4 separate regions of the Homo sapiens genome follow, and all the other regions are linked to region 1. The links are chromatin loops, found by intact Hi-C in ENCODE. Cell type or tissue: Caco-2. All regions are shown on one strand. Region 1 overlaps LOC116435278 (a long non-coding RNA gene). Region 2 has its middle 82 kb from the start of FOXL3-OT1. Region 3 overlaps PDGFA (platelet derived growth factor subunit A). Region 4 holds the start of LOC105375118 (a long non-coding RNA gene).

Region 1 (5,000 bases):
AGTTTCCTCAGACGTGATGAGCTCCCTGTCACGGGAGGTAAGCAAGAGGGGTCCTCGGACGTGATGAGCTCCCTGTCACGGGAGGTAAGCAAGAGGGGGGGTACTCAGCCCTCTGTGGTGTTTGCTGGCCAATCTTCAATTTTCCCTTCCAGCTAAGACTCTGATTTTCCTTTGGGAAAGTGCTCCATCTCAGTCAGTGTGGCTGGGGGCTCCCCCACCCTAGGCCCCCAGTGGGCCCTCCACCCAGGGCTGGCCCAGACCCCGGTGATTGTCCCAGAGGTGAGCAGGGACCCAGGCCGAGTCACTCAGACTCTGGGACTGGGACACTCAGAGGCCCCTCCCTGCAGGGCCACCAGAGTGTGGGGAACCTGCCTGGGAATGCAGCCCAGGTGGAGAAAAGCAGAGCCAGAAGTGGGAGAGTCCACGCCCTGATCGTGCTGTTGGAGCACCTGAATCCAGCCGTGCCTGAAGCCCACCACCCCGCACTTTCTGGTAGGAGCCAGAAATATCCACCTTGTAAATACCCACCTTGACCTCAATCAGTCTGAGCAGGTTTCTGTCACTCGGACCTGAAGAGTCCTTGCTAACGCCCTCTGCTAGGATGCAGCCCGCCCGGTCTGTCTGTGGCTCTGCCAGCTTCCCGAGCGCCTCTGCAGCTGTGCCTGATGACAGCCTCCTGGGGTTGCCATCTCTCCCTGCCCCTTTGCCCCCCTTATCTTGCATCTTGGGGCGAAGCCTCCTCCCTTCCCTCCCAGAGTCTTCAGGCCCTCCGGAGCCCCACCCAAGGCTGCAGTGCCCCCACCCTCGTTCCAAAGACACAAACTGAAGCAGCCACACGGGGAACCCAGAAGAAGGTCTCTGAGGCACAGCCTGTCGCCCCATAGAAGCCGACTCTTCCTCAGCCTGCCTTGCCAGCACAGGGCGAGGTGGGACATGGGGAGAGGACCCCACACAGACCCCATGTCAGATCCCCATTCCCCGCCCCCTGTCATTTCCAGCTGTGTGACCCCAGGCAAGCCACGTCACCACTCCAAGCCTCTCAGGTTAAAGATGGGGCCAGTAACTCCAGCCGCCTCCTCCTGGAAGTGTGGAGAACACGCCCGCCCAGGCTGCCCGGCCACGGCTGCCCTGCTCCCAGGCAGCGGCACAGGGCTGGATCCCAGGGGTTCCTTGGGCCAGGGGTGGGGCTCAGCTGGATCCTGCAGTGCTGGGGCATCCACCTGACAACCGCTATCCTTCTCACCGACTCCATAAAACCCACCAAGAAAAGCCGTGCAGGACATCCCGGCACACAGCAGTTCACAGTTACTCAGATGCTGCTGCGTCCAGCTCAAGGAGTGAAGGAGGGGAAAGGAAAAAGGAAGGAAGGGGGTGCGTGCAGTGGCTCACACCTGCGAGGTCAGCACTTTGGGAGGCTGAGGCAGGAGGATCGCTTGAGCCCAGAAGTTCAAGACCAGCATGGACAACTTAGGGAAACCCTTCTCTACAAAAAATAAAAGAATTAGCCGGGTGTAGCCGCAGGCCCTGTAGTCCCAGCTACTCGGGAGGCCGGGGCAGGAGGATCCCTTGAGCCAGGGAGGTCGAGGCTGTAGTGAGCTGAGATCGCACCACTGCACTCCAGCCTGAGTGACAGAGCAAGACCCTGTCTCAAAAAACATTTTTTTATTTTAATTTTTTTTTTTTTTTGAGACAGAGTCTCGCTGTCGTCCAGGCTGGAGTGCGGTGGTGCGATCTCGGCTCACTGCAAGTTCCGCCTTCCGGGTTCACGCCATTCTCCTGCCTCAGCCTCCCGAGTAGCTGGGACTACAGGCGCCCGCCACCACGGCCGGCTAATTTTTTGTATTTTTAGTAGAGATGGCGTTTCACCGTGTTAGCCAGGATGGTCTCAATCTCCTGACCTCGTGATTCACCCGCCTCGGCCTCCCAAAGCGCTGGGATTACAGGCGTGAGCCACCGCGCCCGGCTGATTTTGTTTTTTGTATTTTTAGTAGAGACGGGGTTTCGCCGTGTTAGCCAGGATGGTCTCGATCTCCTGACCTCGTGATCCGCCCGCCTCGGCCTCCCAAAGCGCTGGGATTACAGGCGTGAGCCACCGTGCCCGACCCCTGTTATGCCCCTTACGATTATTATTGTATCTTTATGAGCTCAAGCTGCTGTCCCCTCCGAGTCTGGCACATGCTGGCTGGAGACCGGCAGCACCCGGATGGGGAAGAGCAGCCGTTTGGAGTCAGCATTGACAGAAAATCGAACACTGCTGCTCGAGGATTCAGAAGCGGCCCTTCTGAGCTCTGCTGTGCACGCCGCGGGCTCTGGAGAGATTGGCTGGGTCGTCCCCCACCTTCCTGGGGCAAGGGACCTGCCGAAGAGAGCCGGGGAAGAATGTCAACATTGTTAGGAAAACAAGCTTCAGACAGAAGCTCTGCATAGCGGCCACCCGGAGGGAGGTGGAATTTTGCAATGCGCCCCTCCCCGTGCAGGGCGAGTGGCCCCAGGGCACACGAAGGCCCTGGCTGCCGTGAGTTGATTTAAAGCTCGGCTGCCTATCTCTGGTGACAGGTTATTTGTGTAACCTACAGTTTTCTATGCACGTAGTAATTTCCACCTCCCTCCATGTCACACAGAAGACACGTTTTTACCCTGAGTCGGAGCAGGAGAAGTGTCTAAACGAAAGTGACTTCACAAAGGGCTTGACTGACAGGCGGGCGCGGGGAGAGCCGGGATAATGTCCGGGTTATCAAAGCAGACGCAGGTGGGCAGGTGAGAACGGGCATGCTCCCCAGCTCAGAAAGGCCCGTTCGGCTCGCAGGAGGTCCCAAAGCAGGAACTAACAGGCACAGGGATCGCTGGCCCCGTGCGTTTCCCTTTAAACACTGTCTAAGCTGTAACGAAGTCTGATTACAGTTTAGCTGAGATGGAAACTGAGAGGAAGGAACTATAATATTCAGCAATTACAATCACCTTCCTCTTTGGACAATCCCATTTCACTCCTCGGCTTATGCCTGTTCCCCGTGGATCCTGACTACACACCCTAACCTCATGCTTGGCAGTTCGTAAACAAGATGCCGCTCTGTGGTGACGGCGTACGCGAAATGAGAAGCACGACTCTGGGGGCCAGAGAGGCCTGATCTCGGTAGCTCCCAGGCTTAGTCTCTGCGCTACCTGGGCCGAAAGAGCTGAATTCTGCGAAGCTCTGTGTCCTTGCCTGTAGAAGGGGGAAGAACGGAACTTACTTGGAAGACTTGTGTGACTCGGGTGAGGATTCAGCTGTGCACACACAAAGGGACATGAGTGAGCAAGCGTCTGGCACGGACACAGCCGGGTGTGGAACAGCAGCCCCGCCCCGTTGGCTCAGAGGCAGCCGCACGCACAGAGGAGCTGTCTCAGCTCAGAGCCTGGCCTGGCCCGTCCACCTGGCCCTCTGGGAGGGCCGCCCCCCTTGCTTCTCTGGCCAAATTCCTACATCTGGGGTCTCGAGGGGAAGAGGCCGGGATGAGTTGCTGGGTGGCCCAGCAATAAATCTTGAACAATGAGGTGGCTCAGTCTCCCTCCTACCAAATGGACCAAGTTACCTCTGAGGCCGTGGGAGGTGAATGAGTCAGTGTTTGTGAAACACTCTGTGGATCAGATGAAAGGGCTCCAGGAGGGGCTGCCCATTAGAGGTGATCACAGGGAGCTTGGCCCACGCCCCCCAGAATGAGGGCCAAGGGGCGGGGGCGGCAGGAGGCCTGGACGCAGAGGAGGCCACAGCCAGGCCCCACTAAGCCACCTGTTCCCGGCACAGGCATCCGAGGGCCAAGGCTGCAGGAACCGTCTCTGCTGGTCACGTCTGGAGTGTGAGGCCCTGGAGGCCCCCGTGCACGTCCGTGCGATGATGCCGCCCACAACCACCGAGATCGGCCGGAGGGAAATAAGGCCGGAGGCAGCAGCACCCGGGGTGGGGCCTGGCGTGGCCCGGACCACGTAACCTCCTGCGCTTGGACAGCTTCTCCCACCTACCCGGGTCTCAGCACCCTCAGTGGTCTGCGGGGAGCCTGCTGCCATGCAAGTCCCTATAATCTGAGGGTGTGGACGCCCTTTTCTGCCACCATGGCCTGCTCCAGTCGGGGGCCGTGCCTGAGAGTGGGTGAGGGGGACCTCCCCAGCCCCTGGAGACCCTGGCTTGCCCAGGCCATGTGGCCCAGTGGACACAACAGAACCAGAGGCCAGATCCACCCCGGTGCCCACCTCCAGGCCTCAGGCAGCCCAGGGTGCACCGACCGAGGGCCCCACACTGTGCACCACGGCGACCCCTCCCCAAGGCCCCACCCTGCCCCATCCAGGCCCTCCCATCTCTATCTCCAGCCTGGGGGTCTCTGCCTCTCTCTGACCTGGGGCCTCCACTGCACCCACTCAGAGCCTGAGCCAGGCCCATTAAAGGTGCAAGGATTATCACGGAAGGTGGAGAGCTGTGCCAGCCACAGCGGCCCCCAGCCCCTTGCATCCACGGAGCACCTGGGGCACGTCCTGGTGAGACCAGCCACAGGTGGGAGGGAGTCAGCGCCGACTCATGACCGAGCTCTCACCAGCAATTTCTACATTGACTGCACATTGCAATGACAATGTTTGGGTGATGGAGTTAAAATATAGGCTCAAACTAAATATTACCTTTTTTTACATGTTTTCAGGCAGCACAAACAGATTTAAAACCAGGCATGAGGCTGCCGGGCAGCTCTGACCTAGAACAGCCACCTTGTTTTACGGCTGAGGACAGGAGGGCTGAGAAGGAAAGCCCTGTCCCTGCAGGGGCTAATGAATGAGAGGAGGGAGAATGAGCTACCCCCGGGAAGAATCAAATTCCGGAGGCAGGTGACCTCTGGGGCAGGCTGCAAGGACGCGGGCCTAGGGAATGGCTGCCTTCTTCTCTGGGTTTTTCTTTAAACCGCACTGCTCAGCCCAGCCATTTCCAGGAGGCCTCGCCATGGGCACACGCTGAGGCAGGTGGCGGCGCCCGCCTGGCCATT
Region 2 (5,000 bases), 62 kb before region 1:
CCACATGAAGGCCAACCTCGGACATGAAAGGCGTCTGGTCGGGGCCATGCTTCCATCTGCCTCCTGTGGACTTTGTTTCCCCAACTAAACATTCATTTCTTGGAGGGCAACGACTGAGCCTTACACTTCTTCCAACACCTGAAGGGTCCAGCGCACAGTAGGCATCCAACACACCCAAAGGGCCCAGTACACAGTAGGCACTCAACACACCCGAGGGGTCCAGCACACAGTAGGTGCTCAACACACCCAAATGGCCCAGCGCACAGTAGGCGTCCAACACACCCGAGGGGCCCAGCGCACAGTAGGCGTCCAACACACCCAAGGGGCCCAGCGCACAGTAGGCGTCCAACACACCCAAAGGGCCCAGTGCACAGTAGGTGTCCAACACACCCTACGGGTCCAGCACACAGTAGGAGTCCCACACACCCGAGGGGCCCAGCACACAGTAGGTGCTCAACACACCCAAATGGCCCAGCACACAGTAGGCATCCAACACACCCAAGGGGCCCAGCACACAGTAGGCGCTCAACACACCCAAATGGCCCAGCACACAGTAGGCATCCAATACACCCAAGGGGCTCAGCACACAGTAGGCGCTCAGCACACCCGAGGGGCCCAGCGCACAATAGGCCTCCAACACCCCCGAGGGGCCCAGCGCAGAGTAGGTGCCCAAGACAAAACGAGATGTTGCCTGGGGCAGGTGACTGCACAGGGCCTGTGAGGGGTGTGGGAGCCTCCCTTGGAGAGTGACAGTCCTTTGGGAGCAAAGGTCAAGGGTGCTGAGCTCTCCCTGTCCTCTGTGTCCTGAGTTGCCACACCCTCCCTTCCAGGTATCTGGAGGACAAAGCACCAAGGCCAACAGCTCAGTCGAAACCGCAAGTCCATTATTCTCTGGGTGGCTCAGTCAGATGAGCCTCAGTTTCCTCCCTTGTGAAATGGGCACATGGACCTCACAGAGTCACTGTGTGAAATCACGGAGCTGTACATCACGACTCTGGTGTCTGGGGAGGGTGTCCCTCTGCATGTACCCAAGAGCCTCCATTCTGAGCCCTGTTACCAGGAGGATGCAGAGGTGGGGCCGTGGTGGGCGACCCTCACTCTCCTCCTTCCTGGTGGGGGGCGACCCTCACTCTCCTCCTTCCTGGTGGGGGGTGACCCCCACTCTCCTCCTCCCTGGTGAGTGGCTACCCCTCTCTCCCTCTTCCTGGTAGGGGGAGATCCTCCCTCTCCTCCTCCCTGGAAGACCCAGGTCAAGCCTCACGGACCCAAATGCCTTTGAGACCATGAAGGAACAGCCCCGCCAGCCAGGCAAGAGGGAAAAGCAGCAACTGAGCCGAATCCACTTCTGGCTTTGGGAGCCGGGGGTGCCTTCAGCAACAGCCTCCTGCTGCCATATGAGCTCGGATCCAATGCAGGCTACAGGCAGCTACGATGGACCAGGCCTTCCCACCTCACGGGCGGCCCTTCACTGCCTCTCCACGGACTGCCCTTGAGGCAGGATCAATCCACCCTGTGCAGAAGAGACGCTGGGCCCGCCCGGCCACACGTCCACCCCACACATCCACCCCATGTACGCTGGGCCCGCCCGGCCACAAGCAGCAGACATCGGGCCTGGACGGGACCCCAGCGAAGCGACTCTGCTCCCTGCGTTCCCCTGCGTGCTGCTCGGGTGGCCGGAACGCCGGGCTCTGGAGAAAGTGTGAGCCGCACTCAGGACAGCCATCCTCACGGGCCTGTGGGTCAGTGGGCTCAGAAATGACCCAACGGAGGCCGCGTGCAGTGGCTCACACCTGTAATCCCGGCGTTTTGGGAGGCCGAGGCGGGAGGATGGCTCGAGCCCAGGACTTCGTGACCAGCCTGGTCAACATGTCGAGCCCCTGTCTCTATAAAAAATTTAAAAATTAGCCGGGTGCGGTGGCGTACACATGTAGTTCCAACTGCTTGGGAGGCTGAGGCAGGAGGATCGCTTGAGCCCAGGAGTTTGCGACTGCAGTGAGCTGTGATCGCACCACTGTACTCCAGCCTGGACGACAGAGTGAGACCCTAACACTCTCCCACTCCCCACCCCCAACGCCAAAAAAGGAAAGAAACGCTCCGAGGGCAACCACGACCGAGCTTGTAGTCCAAGTCCAAGCAGCCCTGTCCACACTCACACCAGCCCTCGACCCCCTGGGCATCAGGACCGCAGCCAGTGCCTCTCACCCAGACTCTGTGCTCCACCCTTGGAGAGTGGGGCAGGGCTGGGCAGAGACCCCCTTCTCTTCCCCACTGTGAGGCCTCCAGCAAGCCCTATTCCCTCCCCGAGATGGCCCCTCCTCTGCAGGAAAACTTCTCCACGTGTGGCCCTAACACGTCGTCTTTAACCGCCGGTCAGCCCCAGAAGGTGCCGGACACCACCTGGGCACCACCAGCCCACAGACAGACATCTGCGTCTCTCTTCTCCCCGGGGCACAGAGGCCAAACCTGCCCCAGCTTCCTCCTCACCCAGCCGCCAAGCTGGGGCTTAGGGGCAAGGATTCCAGAAGCGCTCGCAGAGCCAGAAACCATTCTTCAAGTCAACAAATCACCCCGGCCCCCACCTCCACCGCCGTTTTTAATGGTTAACCAGCACAATAAACACAGCGATAATAGGTTTCTGATCCCTTATCGCCGTCACACCGAGGAGGCTGCCGAGGCTGCAAGTGCCCCCTCCGGGCCGGACCGCAGGCTGGACGCCCCTTTCATCTGCAGCCAAGCAGCTCAAAGGGGAGAGTGTTTCCAAACCAAGCCCTTTCCAGTGCAAATTTTGCAGCAAAAATAGAAAAGGAAATTCTTAATCTGCTGTTTCATGTGTGACGAGCGGTTCTGTGGTGGGACAGCGGCCCCGAGAATGCCCTGTCGCTTTATCTGAGGCCTTCCCCACACAAGTAAGGCTGCATAGCCCAGGCCTTTTGTGCTCTGCGACCAGTGGGCCAGGGCTTTGTTGTGGGCACCCGAGACTGGGCCGGGCTGCCCCATTCCATCGGCCTTTGATCTGAGTTTGGCACCGTAAATGTGGCCGACCGCCTATCCGGGCCTCGGATGCCTGGAGCCTGGTTCCCCACCATGCAGCTTCATCAGGCTTTGAAACAACCGTGCAGGGAGCTAAGCCTGGACGCAGAGGCCGCACCTGCAGCTGACAGCGAGGGAAAGTGGAGGAGGGTTTAAAGCAAAGTCCAGACTCGGAGAAGTCCCGCAGGGGGACCTTGGGCGGTGGAACCTGCTCCGTGCACCCTTCCCCCTTTTATCTCTTAGGAGGGCCTGGGACTTGTGAACACACTTTACCAAAAAACCATAAAGGAAGAAAAGAAGGGGGGGGGAGGGAGAGAGAGAAAAGAAAGAAGAGAAGAGAGGAGAAGGGAAGGGAAGGAGGGTGGGCAGGAGGGAGAGGGAGGGAGGGAAAGGGAAGGAGGGAGGGAGGGAGTGAAAAAAGAAGAAAAAGAAAAGAAGGAAGGAGAGAAAGGGAGAGAGACACAGAGGGAAAGAAGGAAGGGAGGGAGGAAGGAAGGAAAGAAGAAAAAAGAAAGAAGGAGAAAGAGACAGAGGGAAGGAAGGGAGGGAGGAAGGAGGGAGGGAGGGAGGGAAGGAAAGAGTTCAGAAAAATAGTTCCGAGCGACACTCTCTGAAGTTTTAAGAACCTGGCCTCTGTTATGTGATGGTGCCAAGGGCATGAATTGAGGGAGTCGGTGAATGAATGAGCTGAGCCAGCCGTGTTCCTCCCCAGCCGTGTTCCTCTCCCTCTTCCAGGGAACAGCGGGGCCAGCGGGGGGGGACCCCCTTTCCAGTTGGGAGGCCTCAGAGATTCTTCTTTCCCCTTAAAAGGCCTGTCTCCGTGGAATGCCTGCCTCCCAGTGGAACCAGCTGCTGCTTCCCAGTGCAAAAACTCACCCGGGGACCTGGGGTGCTTTTTGCAAACACTGTCTCAGAAGAGCAATGGCGGGGTTCCAGGCCTCGCACCTCACCCCACTCCCACCGCGGCGGCTACCTCTTTCCTCGCACGCTCCATGGAGAGCTGGACCTGCGGGCCGACGGAGGGAACCCTGTACACGCCCCCTCACTCACTCGCCATCCCCTGCCCCAAATGCAGTGAATCTCTCCTGTGGTCCCGGATTCACCGTCTCCACTCAGAGTCGCTAATTCTAGAGACAAGGACGGCCTTGTTCCAGCTGGAACGCACACGGAATGGGAAGGTGAATGGGGTGGGAAGCGTGCGTGGGTCCTGCCACTTGGCTCGTGGGCAGCCCTCTGTGCTGGGGGTCACGTGGGGCCCACGGCCGCCCGTGAAGGAGCCTCCCCTGATGGAGGAGACCTGAGCCCAGGCCGCTGAGTGAGCCCTGAGGTGTGGAACTTGCAGGAGCCCACAGGGGTAGGATGTCTCACAAAGGGTACGGGGTCCGTGTCGGCACCCACGCCACCACCGGACCAGCTGGGAGATCCCGGGCTCAGAGGCAGCCTCTGCCCCAGCGTCTCCTGTGCAGCTGGAGACAGCCAGGTCCTCACTTGGGGACCGAGCCGGCCTCACCTGAGACAGGCCCTTCTGCCCTCAGGCCTGCCTCTCACAGCCTAGCTGCCCATCACAGCTTCATGTTCTGGGCGGGCCGCTCGACCTCTCTGACCCCCAGTGACCCACATCCAAGCTCCGTTTTGGCTAAAGGCGCTGAGATTCCAACCCTGCGGTCCGCGAGGCCCACGGCCCAGAAGCTTGGAACTTGTAGCGTAAGACCTGAGCCTGCTCTGGACTTTCAAAGCTCCACGGGGGCCTCAGCCTGCACCGCATGCATCTGGGGAGGTGGACGAGCAGAGCTCGCCGGTCTCACAGATGGGGAGACTGAGGACCAGATGCTAGAGCCAGAGGAAGGTGCCAGAAGTCCCTGGAAGCAGCAGGGCCTGTGCGTCCATCCCCAGGGCAGATGCTCCTGAAAAGACGCGGCTGCAGAGCGGGACCCGGCAGCGCCCGGAGAGATACTGGAGTGACTCGAGTT
Region 3 (5,000 bases), 69 kb after region 1:
AATGATCACGTTGTTTTTAAATACATTTTAAAAGCCAGGCTGAGCATGGTGGCTCACGCCTGTAATCCCAGCACTTTGGAAGGCCAAGGCGGGAGGATCACTTAACTCCAGGGGTTCAAGACCAGCCTGGGCAACATAGTAAGACCCTGCCTCTAAAAACAATTTAAAAATTAGCAAGCCATGGTGGCACCTGTAGTCCCAGCCTACTTGGGAGGCTGAGGTAGGAGGATCGCTTGAGCCCAGGAGTTTGAGGCTGCAGTGAGCTGGTATCACACCACTGCACTCCAGCCTGGGCAATACACCAAGACCCTGTCTCTATTAATATTAAAAAAAAATTTAAAGCCATGGCCTAGGAATGGGGGGTTCGTGGCTGTATCCTAGCCCAAGGTTGCTGTGGACTTGAGCGTCCAGATGATAATCCCAGCTGCTGGCCTGATGAGGGCCCCACCTCCCCGCCGGCCCCAGGCAGCAGGGCCAGCAGACCCATACCCAGGGTCCCCTCATGGCTCCCCCAGGTCCGAGGCTCTCCTTGGGCTCGGAGAGGCCTGACCTCGGAAACCAGGGCCAGGGATCCTGGGCCATCACCGAGGCTACACAAGATGATCCAGGAGGAGCACAGGCCAGCAGGCCGTGGCTATCAGGCACAGGCAGCTCAAAAGCGAACCAGACCTCAGCTGGGTTCCCCTCTTCGGACTGGACTTTGCCTGTCTGCGAGCCACGCCTGCCCTCAATTCTCCAGGCACAAAACCACAACATGGGGGTCCTGCCTCCACAGCCCCTTCCCCGGGGAGCTGCAGGCAGACAATGGCCCAGTCCAGGCCAGAGAGGGGAGCTTCAGGCATTCAACAAGAGAGGCAAGAAATCACACACACACACACACACACACACACACACACACACACACATAATGCACATATAGGCCCTGTCACGGGAACACAACTCCACCCCACACACACACCTGTATAATGCACACACATACCCTGTCATGGGGAGGCAACTCCACCCCCCACCAGTCATGCATGTGTAATGTACACAGGGGCCCCATCGTGGGAATCTTACTACACACACAGAGTGCAAGCACGCACACGCCTGGCATCAACAGACCCCTAATACACAGCCAGGGACTGCATGAGTAGAGTATTGGCTCTCCCAGCCCAAACCCCAGCACTCATTTCATCCTCCCAACCATGCTACAAGGAGGCAAGACTGGCACCTCCATTTACAGAACAAACTGAGGCGCAGGCAAGCTCTAACTAAGCCTGTCCCTAATTGCTAGGCTGTCCCACCTGCCCCCTGGAGCACACACCAGGGAATAGCCACCACCTTCCTGCCCTCCCAGGCCCTGGGGAGCTGAGCACCCAGCAGGCGCTCCATCTGTGCCCACGGAACCAGCCCTGCCGCATGCAGGGTCTAAATGCAAGAACAGCCACTATGGATCACCCACTTCACCCCTCACGGTTCATGGGGAAACTGAGGCTAGAAAGGAAACGGAGGCCGGGTCACCCCCTGAGCACAGGGGCGTGGGGGAATGCACGCTGCTGGGTGAATGAGGAGACCTCAGCCCAAGGCCAGATGCCCCCAGCCCAGTGGCCCTGCCTCCCAGGCAGTCAGGAGGGTGAAGGAGGGAGGAGGGGAATGTTTCCCAACCTTCTTGGGGGGAAGGGGGGACTCCAGACTCTGGAGACTGGGCATCAGCAGGGCCCCCAGGGAGAAGGTCAGCTCTGCACCCTGGGACCAGGCAGGCTCCGAAGGTAAGCCGGTCCCTAAGGCGCTGGGGACCAGGCTTGTCCGAGGCTGAGTTAATGGTTAACCCACAGTGCAAAGGGTGCCTGCAGGCGTGTGAAGTGGTCTGGGCTGCCTGGGGCGTGAGCAGACAGCCAAGTATGAGCTCAACAGTTGCAGGGCGTGGGGCGCCTGGGGTCAGGAGCCAGCTCAGAAACAGGACCTGGCCTGGGAGGTTTCGCTACGTCACAAAGCGTGAGAGAAAGCGGCCAGGACACTGCCGCTTCCTACATGGGGCTCCGTTCCACTCGGGAGGCCTCAGATCAGCCTCCACACTCCCGCGGCAATCTGCCCCTTTCCCCAGGACAGAATCCTCCAGAGAGAGGCCTCCGCAGGCCGTGCACACACTTCCACCTCCCATCTGTAAAACGGAGACCAATCACACCCACCCAGGAGTTGAGGAATAAATGAGGCTGCACATGCAGAAGGCCCCAGAAACGAGGACAAAGCCAGCCTTCAAGAGTGGGCTGCCACTGGCGTGGATTCTAATCCAGAGCCCCAAAACCAACCCACCCCCTGGTCCCCAAGCTCAGCACAGTACCACCACCCACCCACCACAGGCAGAGAGTGGGTCTAGAGCCACCCTCCTGTTGAGGGCCTGGGGTCGGAGAGGCCCGGCCCGAGGATGAACTGCAGCAAAGCCCCAAGAGGAGCAGCAGGGCCACCTGGGACCTCAGCCACCCCCAGCCCTGCAAGCATGTCCTCAGCCCTCCCTGAGTCAAGAACTGCCCAGGTAGTAAGTAACTAGGGATCCCAGTGCGCAAAACCAGGCCCAGCCCCCTCCTGCCTCAGCAGGGACCGAGTTCCTTCCTCCCCTCCCCTGGAGGCCCTGGACACAGGTCCCAGCAGGAGGAACAGCACCAGCCTCACACCCTGCCATCTCCCAGGCTCGAAGCACCCATACTCTGCTGCTCCCACCCACCCCCAGCCTCTGCAGGGGTGGCCAAGTGAGGCATGGGGCAGGTGGGCTCTGAAATCTGGGTTCGTGGGGATGGGCTCGGGCAGGGCGCCCTGTTCTGCTCCCGGCCCTGACCCTCCGGATGGCACAGCCTCTTTGGTCAACAAGCAGCCTCACCTAGTTCCCTCGGCAGGGCAGATACCAGGGCCTGGCTCGGCAGAGACCGCAGGCCCGTCTGGCCAGACACCAGACGCCCAGGCGAGGGGCAGGCTCGCTCTCAACCACTCGAGATGGCCGGCCACCGCGGGCGCGTGGGCTCCCAGGACACAACAGAAATGCCACCCCTCTGGGCACCGTGCGAAAGGCACATGGCACGGCCGCTCGTCTGGGAACCCACTGCCTCCTCAGACAAGCCCGTTTTTATCAAACAAAAACAAACAGCGATGATTGCACCTGTTTCTGAGTATGCCAGGATTCCGGGCCGTTCCGCCACCTCTGTCTGGCCAGGAAATAGCTACATTTTTCTCCCAAGAACACAAAATGAATATTGGATTCTCACAAAAACCTCCTCCATAAAAGAAGGCCAAGTCCAAAGAACAGACTACAATGTCCTCAGGACCCCCACGGGGGGTACCCCGGCCCCCAGGCCCCAAGCCGAAGCCCAAGTGATGGGGGGGGTCCCCATGTCCCTCCCCTTTTTCCGTCCCAGAGATGTGGGCTGCACCTTATCACACCAGACATTCCGATTCCCCACGGCTGAGTTCATCTGCGTCGTAAGCCGCCCCACCTCAACACTCCCGGCGCGAACTCACCCAAGACTACAACCCAGGGATGCCGTCACCCCTCTAGACCTGGGATGCCGAGTCCCTACTGCTACAAAGCCCAGAAGCTGCAGAGACCCCCTGAGGAGGGCTTGGGACAGCCACTCCCTGCGGGGGACCCCACCCCAACTCCAGGTTACGGCCTGACCCTTTCAAGGCTCCAAGACAGAGTATTAGCCATGAAAGACACCTGACTGGACCGCACGTGCCCGTCACTGTAACCCTCACAGCTACCCTGTGAGGACACCATCGTGGTCCATTCTAGAGATGAGAACACACAGCACAGACAAGGGAAGCCCCTTGCCCAGAGTCACACAGCGTTGAATCTCCATCCCTAGCCTGCACTCCTTCTCACCTCTTTCACGGAAAGAAAGCCTAGAGTCCAGAGCCCTGGCCCCACCGCCCCACAGCCCCACCTGGGTGTCTCTCGACAGAGACTTGGAATGTCACTCAATCCAGATGCTGACTTGGGTCATGAGGACCCCAGCTGGGTGCGGTGGCTCACGCCTGTAATCCCAGCACTTTGGGAGGTCGAGGCGGGCAGATCACCTGAGGTCAGGAGTTCAAGACCAGCCTGACCAATATGGCGAAACCTCATCTCTACTAAAAAAATACAAAAAATAGCCAGGCGTGGTGGTGAGTGTCTGTAATCCCAGCTACTCGAGAGGCTAAGGCAGAAGAATTGCCTGAACCCGGGAGGTGGAGGTTGCAGTGAGCTGATATCGGGCCACTGCACTCCAGCCTGGGCAACAGAGTGAGACTCTGTCTCAAAAAAAAAAAAAAAATCCCTCAAGTCGGGCGTGGAGGAGGTTCATACCTGTGATCCCAGGAATTTGACACCAGCCTGGCCAACAAAGCAAGACCCTGTCTTTATAACAAAGAAAAAAAAAGAAGATCCTGCCTCCTTCAGCACTGCCCCCATATCCATTAAGAATGGAAGCAATGCCCAGACCTCAAGCTCGTGTAAGAGGCCCCTGCCCAGCCTGGCTCAAGAGGACCTCCACTCCGCCCACCTAGAGACTCCTGCACCAGACCCCAGAGAGTGGACAGAGTCGTGGCTGGGAGCTTCTCACCCGTAACACCCCAGCCACTCTGTTCCAGGGAGCAGAGGCCCATCCCAAGCACCAGGTGAGCACACACCTTCTGGAAGCCTCCAGCACAGCAAGGTGGGCTCAGAGCCAGCTCCGTCCAGGCTAGACCCCTGCAGTCCTCGGGCTGGCATCTCATCCCCATGGTCCACGTTCAGGCCCACACTCCTGTCCTACCCCCGAGGCTTGGGTCTGGGGGAGAGTCGGGCGTCCAGGCACCAAGAGCTAACTGTGCCAGGCAGAGTGCAAGGAAACACCCACCCAGCTAGGGACCCCGGCCAGTCACTCCCCCAGGGCTGCCGGTCAGTCACATCCTGGTGATCCCAGCAGGGTCTGTGCCAGGCAGTGACACTCCCAGCTTCACTACCATCCATCTTCTAACAAGAGACCTCTGAATGTTGACCGGAAAGG
Region 4 (5,000 bases), 100 kb before region 1:
ACTGGTAACAAGGAAACACAAATTGAAACTAAATGGAGGTTCCATTTTATGACGGGTCAGACTGGCAAAAAGCAAAATGCCAGGCAACCCTCAATGTTGACAGACTTGTGGGGAAGCAGGCGCTCTCGTACATAGCTGATGAAAGGACAAGTTAGCACAACGTTTATGGCCACGAAGTTGGCAACATCAATAAAAATGTAAATGCATCTGCCCTTTGGCCCGGCAATTCTGCTTATCCTATAGATACCATTGCGCACAGGTGAGGCCGTCTATGTGTGAAATTACTCACTGCAGCATTATTTACAATGGCCTAAAAGCCCGTTGATAAGAGGTTGTTATATAAATCATAATAGATCCATAAAGTGAAACACAACTGTAAGAAAAACGAGGAGGCTGGGCACAGTGGCTCACACCTGCAATCCCAGCACTTCGGGAGGCCTAGGCGGAACGCTGGGCAACATGACGAGACACCGTCTCTACAAAAATAAATTAACCGGGCATGGTGGTGTACACCTGTGCTCCCAGATACTCAAGAGGCTGAGGCGGCAGGATGGCTTCAGCCCAGGACGTTGAGGCTGCAGTGAGCTGTGACCGCATCACTGCACTCCAGCCTGGGCAAAAGAGAAAGACCCTGTCAAAAAACAAAAAAATAAAAAGGAGTCCACTTTTGGCTTCCATCAACCAGGTTGGAGAAAACAAATGACCACATGTGTCTCAATGTGTCAGAGAGTTACCAAGGCAGCCAGGACCTGAAGGCCCAAGACATTGTGGGGGAGGGAAACGCGTTGAGGTGACCCGAACTTCTGCACCCTTTGGGGCAACCGCAAACTCATAACTGGCATGAGCAGAGATGCTGAGAAGCTGAGCAGGGAGGTCTGCTGAGAATCCGAGAAGCTCAGAGGAGCTTTCAACACTGTCGTGCCAGCAGGAAGACGAGAATCAGAGTGCAGGACTGCTCACACAGCCAGGGCTTGGAGAGACAAGATCCCGGGGAGAGGAAAGGATCCCAACAGTCCAGGGTGTCTGTTTGCAAGCAGCACAGGGTGAGCGCAGAGGGGCTGAGCAGAGGCTGCTAGGAATCTAAGCAGAACTGCGGGAGCCCTGCAGTGCCGGAGAGGGAAAGACGGGCTCAGACCTGTCATGCCAGAGGATCCCTCGGAAGCACCTGAAGCTTTCATATGGACCCCTGAAGGACAACCTCTCCTCTCAACTCTAGATTTAAATCCAAGAGGTTTCTTGAGCTTGAAGTCCAGCAGGCATCTCAGCCAGGACATGCTCAGAACAAACTCCCCATTGTCCTCCCTGCACTGCCCTTCCCCACTCCCCACTGGGTCAGCGTGGCCTCATCCCTCTAGCTAGTTAGGCGAGACCCTGGGCTCAGCCCAGACTCTCCTTTCCTCTCATCCCCACGCTGAATCTGTCAGCAACTCTTGTTGGCTTCACCTTCAAAACATACCTGGAATCAGACCCCTTCTCCCCACTTCAGCACCATCCTTTGGCCCAAGCAACCATGTCCTCTCCCCCGTCCCCCGGCACTAGTACCCAAGCCACCATTTCCTTCTTTCTGCATTGGTATAATAGCTGTCCGGCTGGTATCTCAACATCCACTTGGTCCCGAGAGACACACCACCTGCAAAAGTAAAATCATTGTGCTGACACTGACAGCAAAGCCCAAAACCCTTAGAGTGACCCACAGGATCCAACCTTAGAGTGACCCACAAGATCCTATATTATATCCTCTCTCAACTGTTTTTAATGAAACTTTTATTTTAGATTTTATGTTTAGATTTTTTTTTTTTTTTGAGACGAAATTTCACTCTTGTCACCCAGGCTGGAGTGCAATGGCTCAATCTAGGCTCACTGCAACCTCCACCTCCTAGGTTCAAGCAATTCTCCTGCCTCAGCCTCCCGAGTAGCTGGGATTACAGGTGCCTGCCACCATGCCCAACTAATTTTTTTTGTATTTTTAGTAGAGACGGGGTTTCACCATCTTGGCCAGGCTGGTCTTGAACTCTTGACCTCAAGTGATCCACCGGATTTTATGTTTAGATTTACAGCAAACTTGTGGAGATAGCACAGACAGTTAGGTCTACCCTGCACCTGGCTTCCTCCATTCCTGGCATCCTACCCGAGGACAGGGCACTCGTCACATTAAGGATGCAATACTGGCACACCAGCATTAACTAAACTAGACCTTTATTTGGATTTCATTACTTTTTCCCCACTGGGTTCCTTGCGATTTCCAAACCTGCCTGTGACTGAACTATTGGTTAATGAAACTATTTATTTTTTAAAAGTATTTCTTAATCCCACCTGGCCCAGGAGTGGACACAAACCCGTGAGTCAGGTTCCGGGACTCACAGGTCCCCATCTGAGACACATGACGTAGAGAGTGCCGGGGAGGTCAGGCCGCTGCCGCTGTGTGTTTCAGGGTTGGGGGCTGCCCTCCGGGGTGCCAGGAGCTCCTGTGTGTACACTGGGCAGGACAGAGGGCGGGTGGTGAGGTGCTGTGCCTGGGAGCTTGTCCAGGCCCGATGGCTTTTCTGCAGGCTGGCTGAGGAGCTAATTATCGAGGCGGCGGACCGAGGGTGTTTGCCTCTTGACCTTTTGTGATGCCGCCTGTCGAAGCACGCTTGGCCTCTTCCCAGGGGAAATGCTATCCGAAGTGCGAAGTTGCCCACCGCTGGGGTAAGGGGAGAGGGCGCCGCAATCACCCAGCCCTGACCTGGAATGATCATTTCCTGGTGTGGTGTGGCCGTCCCGTGGATGCTGACAGCCCCAGGGGCAGGGGTGAGCGGGCTGGGGGCTCTGCCGGCAGGTGCCAGGGCAGGGGTGGGCGGGCTGGGCCCTCCCACCGGGCGCCGGGGTCTCCCTGGTCCACACACCCTCGCCTAGCCTCAGACCGCCAGGGCTGGAACTGTGCAGGCTGCGGACTCCAACAAGAACACCCAGTGGAGGGCCTGGGGAGAGGCTTGGAGGCGCTGAACCCAGTCCCGTGCCCCCACCCCAGGAGAGGGCTCCTTCGTCTCCACGTGGCCTCGGGCCCTGCAGGTCCCCCGAGGGCGCAGCCGCCAGCAGGGGGCGCCTTTCTCTAACCTCCCGGGGAAGCGCAGGTGCCGCCCGCACCTCAGACAGCGCTGCCGCCCGCGCCCGCCCTGCGCCGTTCCGTTTGCTCCGGTGTCCCCCAGCTTGGGAGCGGGGCCCCCCAGCCCTGGTTTGAGGCATGACGTTGGTAGGAAGAGCCCCTTCCGTGGAGCGCGGGGCCCGCCGGGGAGGCGGCCCTGGAGCCCCCTCCTCCCACCCGCCCAGGATTGACAGTCCCTGCCTCGGGCGCCCTCTGACCCCCGCGCTCACCGAGAGAGGACGAGGCCCCAGACAGGTTGGGCCGCGATGCAGGTGGCCCTGGGCTCAGGTCCCAGCACCGGGGTTCCTGCTGAACGAGCTCCGCCCTTGCCCAGGGAGGGGCCGGCGGGGGGGGACCCTGCGGAGGGCATTGTCCTGAGGGCACCACGGCCCGGCCGCCCCGCCCAGCGCCGCCTGCCCTCTGAAAGGCCTTTCATCCCGGAGCCGGCAGCGCCACTGGCCGCATCAAAGAGCGTCTATGGAAAGTCATATTTTTCCCCAAACCAGAAAAGTTCAGGCTGGGAGCACAGACATTCAGCTCATTATTTAGAAATAACAAGTCCTCTGGGCCCTGGTATCAGATCAAAGCTCGGAAATTAAATTCTCCAGAAAAGGGGGCGGCCCGGGATCAGCAGATTTGTGTTTGCTTATTTTTTTTCATTCAGCAGCTAAAAAAAGGGACTCAAAATCTGCCTAGCGGTTTGGAAGTCTGGCCCGCGGTGTGTGAGCGGCGAGGAGAAGCGAGCTCCGGAGGCTTCTGGGCGTGGAGGCTGAAAATATTTGGTTGACATGACAATGGGGACGGCCTGGCAGCTTGTCAAGCGCCGGGTCCAGGAATGTCCTTGTCCCGCCCCACCCCCCCAAGCCAGTTCAGACACAGGCACGCACATGCACGCAGAAACACACACACACACAAACGCGCACACATGCACACATGCACGCAGAAACACACACACACAAACGCGCACACATGCACACATGCACCCACATGCACGCAGAAACACACGCACAAACAAACGCGCACACATGCACACATGCATCCACATGCATGCAGAAACGCACACACAAACGCGCACACATGCACACATGCACCCACATGCACGCAGAAACACACACACAAACGTGCACACATGCACACATGCACACATGCACCCACATGCACGCAGAAACACACAAACGTGCACACATGCACACATGCACCCACATGCACGCAGAAACACACGCACAAACGCACACACATGCACACATGCATCCACATGCACGCAGAAACACGCACAAACAAACGCGCACACATGCACCCACATGCAAGCAGAAACACACGCACACACGCGCACACATGCACACATGCACACATGCACCCACATGCACGCAGAAACACACACACACAAACGCGCACACATGCACCCACATGCATGCAGAAACACACACACACAAACGTGCACACATGCACCTACATGCATGCAGAAACACGCACACACACAAACGTGCACACATGCACACATCCACCCACATGCACGCAGAAACACACACACAAATGTGCACACATGCACACATGTACACATGTACCCACATGCACACAGAAACACACGTGCACACACAAACGTGCACACATGCACACGTGCACCCACATGCATGCAGAGACACACACACAAAAGTGCACACACACACGTGCATCCACATACACACACAAACACATACAAAAGCTCATACATGCACACACAAACATGCACACACAAGCACACACACATATACACAAATGTGCATACATGCACAAAGAAACACACACGCACACGCAAACACATACAAACGTGCACACATGCACACGTCCACCCACATGCACACAGAAACACACATGCAGGCACAGACGCATACACACA

What was found. Peaks named below come from ENCODE experiments on the same cell type or tissue, not always from the same donor. Only the 100,000 strongest peaks of a DNase experiment are listed, where the experiment ranks them.
Region 2: a loop joins it to region 1, with 7 times the contacts of the local background. A loop is called at or near these places in 4 of 110 quality-filtered maps.
Region 3: it touches region 1 in a loop (5-fold over the local background); 10 of 110 quality-filtered maps call a loop at or near these places.
Region 4: it touches region 1 in a loop (8-fold over the local background); 8 of 110 quality-filtered maps call a loop at or near these places.

The regions. Positions count from the first base shown.
Region 1 is chr7:432,663-437,662 of GRCh38, forward strand. All of the region lies in intron 1 of LOC116435278 (a long non-coding RNA gene), which reads left to right. Among named protein-coding and RNA genes, the nearest start is that of PDGFA, 85 kb to the right of the region's middle. RefSeq lists enhancers at 377-1,213, 1,214-2,049, 2,796-3,995, 3,722-4,557. In Caco-2, no CTCF peak of the experiment used is centred here; DNase peaks (open chromatin) are centred at 2,439 and 3,345.
Region 2 is chr7:370,559-375,558 of GRCh38, forward strand. No RefSeq gene overlaps it. Among named protein-coding and RNA genes, the nearest start is that of FOXL3-OT1, 82 kb to the left of the region's middle. RefSeq lists a silencer at 1,416-1,616. In Caco-2, no CTCF peak of the experiment used is centred here; DNase peaks (open chromatin) are centred at 763, 1,393, 2,593 and 3,173; H3K4me3 peaks cover 781 bases.
Region 3 is chr7:501,906-506,905 of GRCh38, forward strand. All of the region lies in intron 4 of PDGFA (platelet derived growth factor subunit A), which reads right to left. Among named protein-coding and RNA genes, the nearest start is that of PDGFA, 15 kb to the right of the region's middle. RefSeq lists an enhancer at 1,793-2,570. In Caco-2, no CTCF peak of the experiment used is centred here; DNase peaks (open chromatin) are centred at 1,886, 2,556 and 3,516.
Region 4 is chr7:329,734-334,733 of GRCh38, forward strand. LOC105375118 (a long non-coding RNA gene) reads right to left here and starts at 3,532. Exons shown (of 3, transcript XR_926965.4): 1 at 3,355-3,532; 2 at 2,314-2,476; 3 at 1-1,630. RefSeq lists a silencer at 3,003-3,192 and enhancers at 3,452-4,113, 4,114-4,773. In Caco-2, CTCF peaks have their summits at 3,071 (motif pointing right) and 3,276; DNase peaks (open chromatin) are centred at 218, 3,098, 3,358 and 3,898; H3K4me3 peaks cover 799 bases.